Regions from separate parts of the Homo sapiens genome. Here region 1 is linked to region 2. The links are chromatin contacts, found by Hi-C or POLR2A ChIA-PET in ENCODE. All regions are on one chromosome and are shown on one strand. The core of a region is the stretch at or near the end of the contact, and the rest is flanking DNA. Distances in the headings are between cores, read along the strand shown.

Region 1 (3,340 bases), core at 370-2,869, 67 kb before region 2:
ACTTGCAGCAGAGTGTACATTGGAATGGGAATAGATAAATGGACTCAGAGAAGCCATGACCTTTAGCCCTTCAGACTGCTCTCTTCATAAAGAGGCACATGACTAGAGGAAGGCCAGATCAGACTAAAGAGTGTGGACTAGAGCAGGGCAACTCTTGCCTGGGTCTCAGTGAAGTAGTGTCACCATATTCTTTTTCCTTTTGCCATTACAAGTGCAACAACCTCTTCCTCAGCCAGAATATAGGAGTAAAGATAACTTTGAGCATAAATACAGCTGACCTAAAAAGATAATATTTATTTTTGGGCATTATAGTGGCATCACTGCTAGCCATTCCTTACTAATACATATGTGTATCTTTGTATGTGTACATATGTCTGTACATGGAAGTTCATCAACTAGTTTGTTTATCTAAATGACATGTGCCTAAATCTAAAAGGACATATGCCTGTGGGTATTTGTACACAGGGAACTACATGAAATGATGGGTGCTAAAATGTTAATGGTGATTATTTAAACGTGGTATCTCGGGGGGTGGGATATCATGTTTTTACTTTCTTTCTTAGAATTTTATGTCATTTGAGTTTTCCAAAAGATTGTTATTTAAGTAGCAAGAGAAAAAGAATGAAACCATTTCATTATAGAGGAAAACAAAAGACTAAGCCTGGAGAATGTCGGCCAGTTTCTCTCCTTGAATTGGACTTCCTTCTCCTCCCAATGATTGTGACCTCTTTTCTTCTGGTAAAGTGCAGTTTGTTCCCAGAGTTTACCTAGATTTCAACAATTTTATAGGATAGACATCATGAAGTTTTCCCCAGTTTCATTAAATGGATTGGCTAATTCATGAGAGAAGGTAACCACAATAATTAAGCTCTTAATGTGTGCTATGGATGTTAGCCTTATGCTGCGGCCATATCTGGGGCTGGTGTGTTGATAGGGTTACCTAGTGTAAAGGGTCCATGATAGTGGTCACATCCTTCTTTCAAACTGATTTCACAATGAAATGATGTGTCTAGGAAGGGAATTTAGGAATCAGTTGTGGAGATCTGGAAGAGATGTTGTAAAACCCCTAGGAAGAAAGAACATCTTCCACCTCTTCTTGCTTGGGGCCTGGACTGACCTCCCAGATGCCTGCCTTTAGCCAATATTTCTGCTTGCCAGTTATAAAAGTTGGGTAACATCTTAAAGAAGATGATAAAATAACCAAGATAACATAAACAGTAAGATAAAGTGGTATAAAATGAGCACTATAAAATGGCAAAGTAAAAGCCAAGAATTAATAACAAATGATAAACGTTAGAGAGCCAACGATGAAAACTAGAAACTGAAGATTAAAGAAAATAAAATTGAGTTTAAAAATAATAGCTTGAAGAGCAACATACAATCATAAAATACAATATGTAAATTAGCTAAGATAATAAAATTGTTAGACTAATAAATGAGGGGTTAACTGGGACCCTTTGGGGGCTACTGTGAGCAGCAACTGAGCTTCAAGCTCAGTTTTTCCTCCTAGGCTAGGAGTCTGTTGGCAGTGATTTCTGAACTTTGAGGCTCCCATATGGTTGATTTCAGGAGAGCGGAGCCCTGAGGTTTTGGCCGTGAAGGTCCCTTCTTGTATTTTCCCTATCATGTCCCCACCCATCATTTCCAGTCAGGCGGTTGACCTCCTTACCTCTGTACCTCCTCAAACATGATTGATGCAATGTTTATTTTAGCACATACTCAAATATTTGCATTTCTTTGTACTAGTTTATTTTGGTAAAGGGAAAGATTAAAATGAAACCAACTTAGCAAAAGCCCCTAAATTTTACATTTAGCCCTTATTCTCATTTTTTTAAAAAAGAAATCATTAAACACATGAGAGTCTCCTTATTTGTAAAGCCGGTTGTTTAAATCACTTCTGTGCCAGTGCCAATTCATATTGCAAAATTATAATGTTCACCTCATTTTATATATATATATATATATATATATATATATATATATATATATGAAGTACTTAAAGATCTGATTTTTCTCCACATTATCAGCTGTATAATAGGAATGGCCTACACTGCTTTGAGTCTTAAAATCTAGTTTTACCAGGGTTTTATTTCAGTCCTGTAAATAAATGAAAAACTTTTATTAAATGAAATTGATGTCATTGAGATTTAAGTAATGAACAAGCTTTTTCTTAAGTAGGTTAATCATTTTATTTAATCAACCTACAATGATTATGTCATAAGCAAAATGATTTAAATTAAACATATATCCTTGAATAAAATTTCACCTTCATTTGATTCCCATTTGACCAAATCAGTTGTAAAGTAGTCACACACTGTATATACATAGTACTACATGCATGTATTCACTATAAACAGGCAACAGATGGTAAATATATCAAAACTGACACACAAGAGTAATTGTGGTTCAGAAAGATCTTGAAATCTGGGAGAATTTGATAAGACCTCAAAGGGAGGCCTCATCAGAGGTGCTCAGTGGGAGAAAGCAATAAGGCCATTTGGAGATTTGGGCATTGACTGTTTTCTAATTCATTCATTTCAGAATTAGTGACTACTCTCCTTGAGGAAAGATTTCAGCAATATAGTCTACAAAACCTCTTCAAAAGTAATTATTCATTAAATAACAGCAACCCTAGGATTGGCTCTTAAGGATGAGCTAAAGTTATTTTAGTTTAATATTTCAGACCTAAATGAACTTCTCTCAAATAGTCCTAGCTGGTTTAAATTGGTTTTAATGTCACAGTTGTAAGGGAAGCCTCAGTATTGGTGGACCTACTGGAAGATGAGAAAACAGCAGGCATGGTGGTGCCACTGTACAGACTGCATGACAACATTATCTGGCAGAGCTCAAGAGCTGCCCTCAAAAAGCCACAGAACTCAACATACAGTGAAGGGCCACCTGCATGGCAAGGCCATTGTCACCCTTCCTATGCCATGACTTGCTTTGCGGAACCAAGTTTAAATGTATTTCAGATGCTTATGGATCAAGTATGCTTGAGAAACTATATGTATTCCTGATTCCCAAGTACTTTGGGAAATGATACTGTCAGAATCACTGTTAACTCTAAGTCCCCTCCATCACAAGTCCTGATGATGGATTGACCGAGAGGGTCTAGTTCAGCCGTTTCTTAGGACATTATTGATCTCAGACAAAACAGCAGCTTCTACAGGAAGCATTTGGCTGTATAACATAATCAAAACTACTATTTTGAACCCTGGGCTTATAATTATGTCTTTATTTCAGAGTGACCTCATTAAAATATTTGGAGGAATTTGCGTAATTACTTACAAATTTTTCTATACTCTCAAGCAGAACTGACCCTTCTTCTGGGAGTATAGGT
Region 2 (3,019 bases), core at 234-2,733:
CCTATCCAAAGAGATTGGAGGCATTTTGCCCCTGCCCTGGAGATCTGTGGAACTTTGAACTTGAGAGAGATGATTTAGGGTATCTGGCACAAGAAATTTCTAAGTGGCAAAGCATTCAAGCGGAAACAGAGCATAAAAGCTTGGAAAATTTGCAGCCTGACAATGCGATAGAAAAGAAAAACCCATTTTCTGGGGAGAAATTCAAGCCTGCTGCAGAACTTTGCATAAGTAACAAGGAGCTGAATGTTAATCACCAAGACAATGGGGAAAATGTTTCCAGGGTATGTCAGAGACCTTTGTGGCAGCCCCTCCCATCACAGGCCCACGGGCAGGGGGTGGGGGTGGGGGATGGTTTCCTGCACCAGGCCCATGGCCTCCCTGCTGTGTGAGCATAGGGACTTAGTGCCCTGCCTCCCAGCTGCTCCAGCTGTGGCTAAAAGGGGCCAAGGTACAGTTCAGGCCATGCTTTTGGAGGGTGCAAGCCCCAAGTCTTGGCAGCTTCCACATGGTATTGAGCCTATGAGTACACAGAAGTCAATAATTGAGGTTTGGGAACCTCTGCCTAGATTTCAGAAGATATATGAAAACACCTGGATATCCAGGAAAAAGTTTACTGCAGGCACGGAGCCCTCATGGAGATCCTCTGCTAGGGCGGTACAAAAGGGAAATGTGGGGTTGGAGCCCCTACACAGAGTCCCCACTGGGGTACTGCCCAGTGGAGCTGTGAGAAGAGGGGCCACTGTCCTCCAGACACCAAAATGGTAGATCAACTGACAGCTTGTGCTGTGTGTCTGGAAAAGCCTCAGGCAACACCAGCCTGTGAAAACACCTGGGAAGGGAACTGTACCTTGCAAATCCATAGGGGCGGAGCTGCCCAAGGCCGTCGGAACCCACCTCTTGCATCATTGTGACCTGGATGTGAGACATGGAGTCAAAGGAGATCATTTTGGAGGTTTAAGATTTGACTGCCCTGCAGGAATTTCAGACCTGCATGGGGCCTGTAACCCCTTTGTTTTGGCCAATTTCTCCTATTTGGAACAGCTATATTTATCTAATGCCTTTACCCCCATTGTATCTAGCAAATAACTAACTTGCTTTTGATTTTATAGGCTCATAGGCGGAAGGAACTTGCCTTGTCTTAGATAAGATTTTGGACTATGGACCTTTGAGTTAATGCTGAAATGAATTAAGAATTTGGGGGACTGTTGGTAAGGCACTATTGGTTTTGAAATGTGAGGACATGAGATTTGGAAGGGGCCAGGGGTGGAATGATATGATTTGGCTTTGTGTCCCCACCAAAATCTCACCTTGAATTGTAATAATCCCCCCATGTCATGGGAGGAACCCAGCAGGAGGTAATTGAATCACAGGGGTGGGGTTTTCCTGTGCTGTTCTCATGATAGTGAATAAGTCTTGCTAGAGCTGATGGTTTTGTAAAAGGGAGTTCCCCTGCCCATGCTCTCTTGCCTGCAGCCATGTAAGATATGACTTTGCTCCTCATTTGCCTTCTGCCATGATTGTGGGGCCCCCTCAGCCATGTGGAATTGTGAGTCAATTAAACCTCTTTCCTTTATAAGTTACCCAGTCTTGGGTATGTCTTTATTATCAACATGAGTCCAGACTAATACACCCTCCTTTCTAAAAGATCCTTTCTTAAACTCAGGCATTAGGCTGCATGGCCTCTTAACAATTAAGAAGGTTATTAGTTTTACTGGTTTCTCACTCAACATTTTTTCTTGTTTTTATCTCTCTTATCTGGATTCATATTTTACTTACTGGAGTATGTTCACAAGTAATTCTTGGACATCTGAAAAAATGAGACTAGCTAGTTTTTGTGTGATACCTATTAATAATGCCTCTGAACTAGTGTTTTATGAAATACACTTTGGAAAACAATGACATAAATTTACTTACATTGACCAAAAACATTGAGATTTCTTAGTTAGATTTGATTTCATCAGGATCAAACTTTCTTGTCACCAGTGAACCCCCATAAATATGGATTCAAATGGACCTCACAGACAGAATTACCAGGAATACACATTTCTCTTCCCTTACTATATTTTTGAGTCATAGACAAGTAAGCAGAAAGAGGATATCAAACACTTTTCACCTAAAGTCTTAAAGAACGACTTCTCAAACAAGGTAGAATAAATAAAGTTGTAGACTTATTAGAATCCCTCTACCCCACTCTTTCCACACACCCCCCACATAGGTAAATGAAACCATATAAAGGACAAGAAGATACACATTTTTCTACTTGTGAGCCAGTATTACTATTGAGCTTTGTATGGCCAAATTTGTTTTTGCTACCAACTTAGGGAAAATGAGAAAATGAGATTTAGAAAAGAACAAATGCTATGGTAAAGAGTGAGGCCAGAATCCCAGATTAGAATAGCAACACTATTTGAAGTAGGACTACATGAATAAATGTTTTTCATTTATACCTGCTAATTTCCATCCTCCTCTTCCACCCTCAAGTTCCTGTAGTGTGAAGGCATTTGAAGAAACATAATGAACTCTCTCTGGGAAATATAGAGTTAACTTTGAAAGACAAATCTCTTATTGGAGATAGGCTACATGAGATTTTTCTGGATATGGAAAATAAATGTGATAACCTTCACCTTCATTTCCTGGAGTAACCCTGACAAGTCCCCTCCATAATTCCCACTTGGGAACTTGAAATAAGATTTGATTTCAGTCTCTACAATGCACATATGGTGTATGTACAAATAGCTTCTAAGCCTTTTGATGTCCATTAAGAGGAAGGAATGGGGAGCTGTTTCCTGTAGGAATATGGGGCACTAGGGAGCATTAAAGAAAGAAACAATGGCAAAGGAAATGTCAGTCTTTTGCACTCATTATGTTTCTATGAACAATGAATTTCATGAGTTTTGAGGCCTTTAATGGATGCGTTACATGTTCCAATTTTGTTCCCACAACTATCTTGGGGAGCCATACATAATAGATTTACATTTGAAAAAACACCCAACATCATCCCAACCCTCCTTTCCTTGGT

What was found. A loop is a pair of places that touch in the nucleus more often than their neighbours do. ChIA-PET counts read pairs that join two places held with the same protein, here RNA polymerase II (POLR2A). Pooled maps may share reads with other maps.
Region 1: a map of Calu3 shows a loop between it and region 2 (2.4-fold over the local background). The contact joins two enhancer-like sites. A Hi-C loop is called at or near these places in 3 of 168 maps with a recorded cell type or tissue (Calu3, cardiac septum and vagina), 1 of 37 single-sample maps with no recorded cell type and 2 of 50 pooled maps. POLR2A ChIA-PET finds 5 or more read pairs at or near these places in 1 of 52 experiments (MCF 10A).

The regions. Positions count from the first base shown.
Region 1 is chr7:17,504,595-17,507,934 of GRCh38, reverse strand. The region is part of intron 1 of LINC02889 (long intergenic non-protein coding RNA 2889); the gene reads left to right. Among named protein-coding and RNA genes, the nearest start is that of LINC02889, 53 kb to the left of the region's middle. Within about 2 kb of position 1,619, at least 2 of the 41 ENCODE cell types and tissues checked have a DNase peak (open chromatin) inside an H3K27ac peak, as active enhancers do.
Region 2 is chr7:17,437,560-17,440,578 of GRCh38, reverse strand. All of the region lies in intron 1 of LINC02888 (long intergenic non-protein coding RNA 2888), which reads right to left. The region is part of intron 4 of LOC105375172 (a long non-coding RNA gene); the gene reads left to right. Among named protein-coding and RNA genes, the nearest start is that of LINC02888, 64 kb to the right of the region's middle. Within about 2 kb of position 1,483, at least 2 of the 41 ENCODE cell types and tissues checked have a DNase peak (open chromatin) inside an H3K27ac peak, as active enhancers do.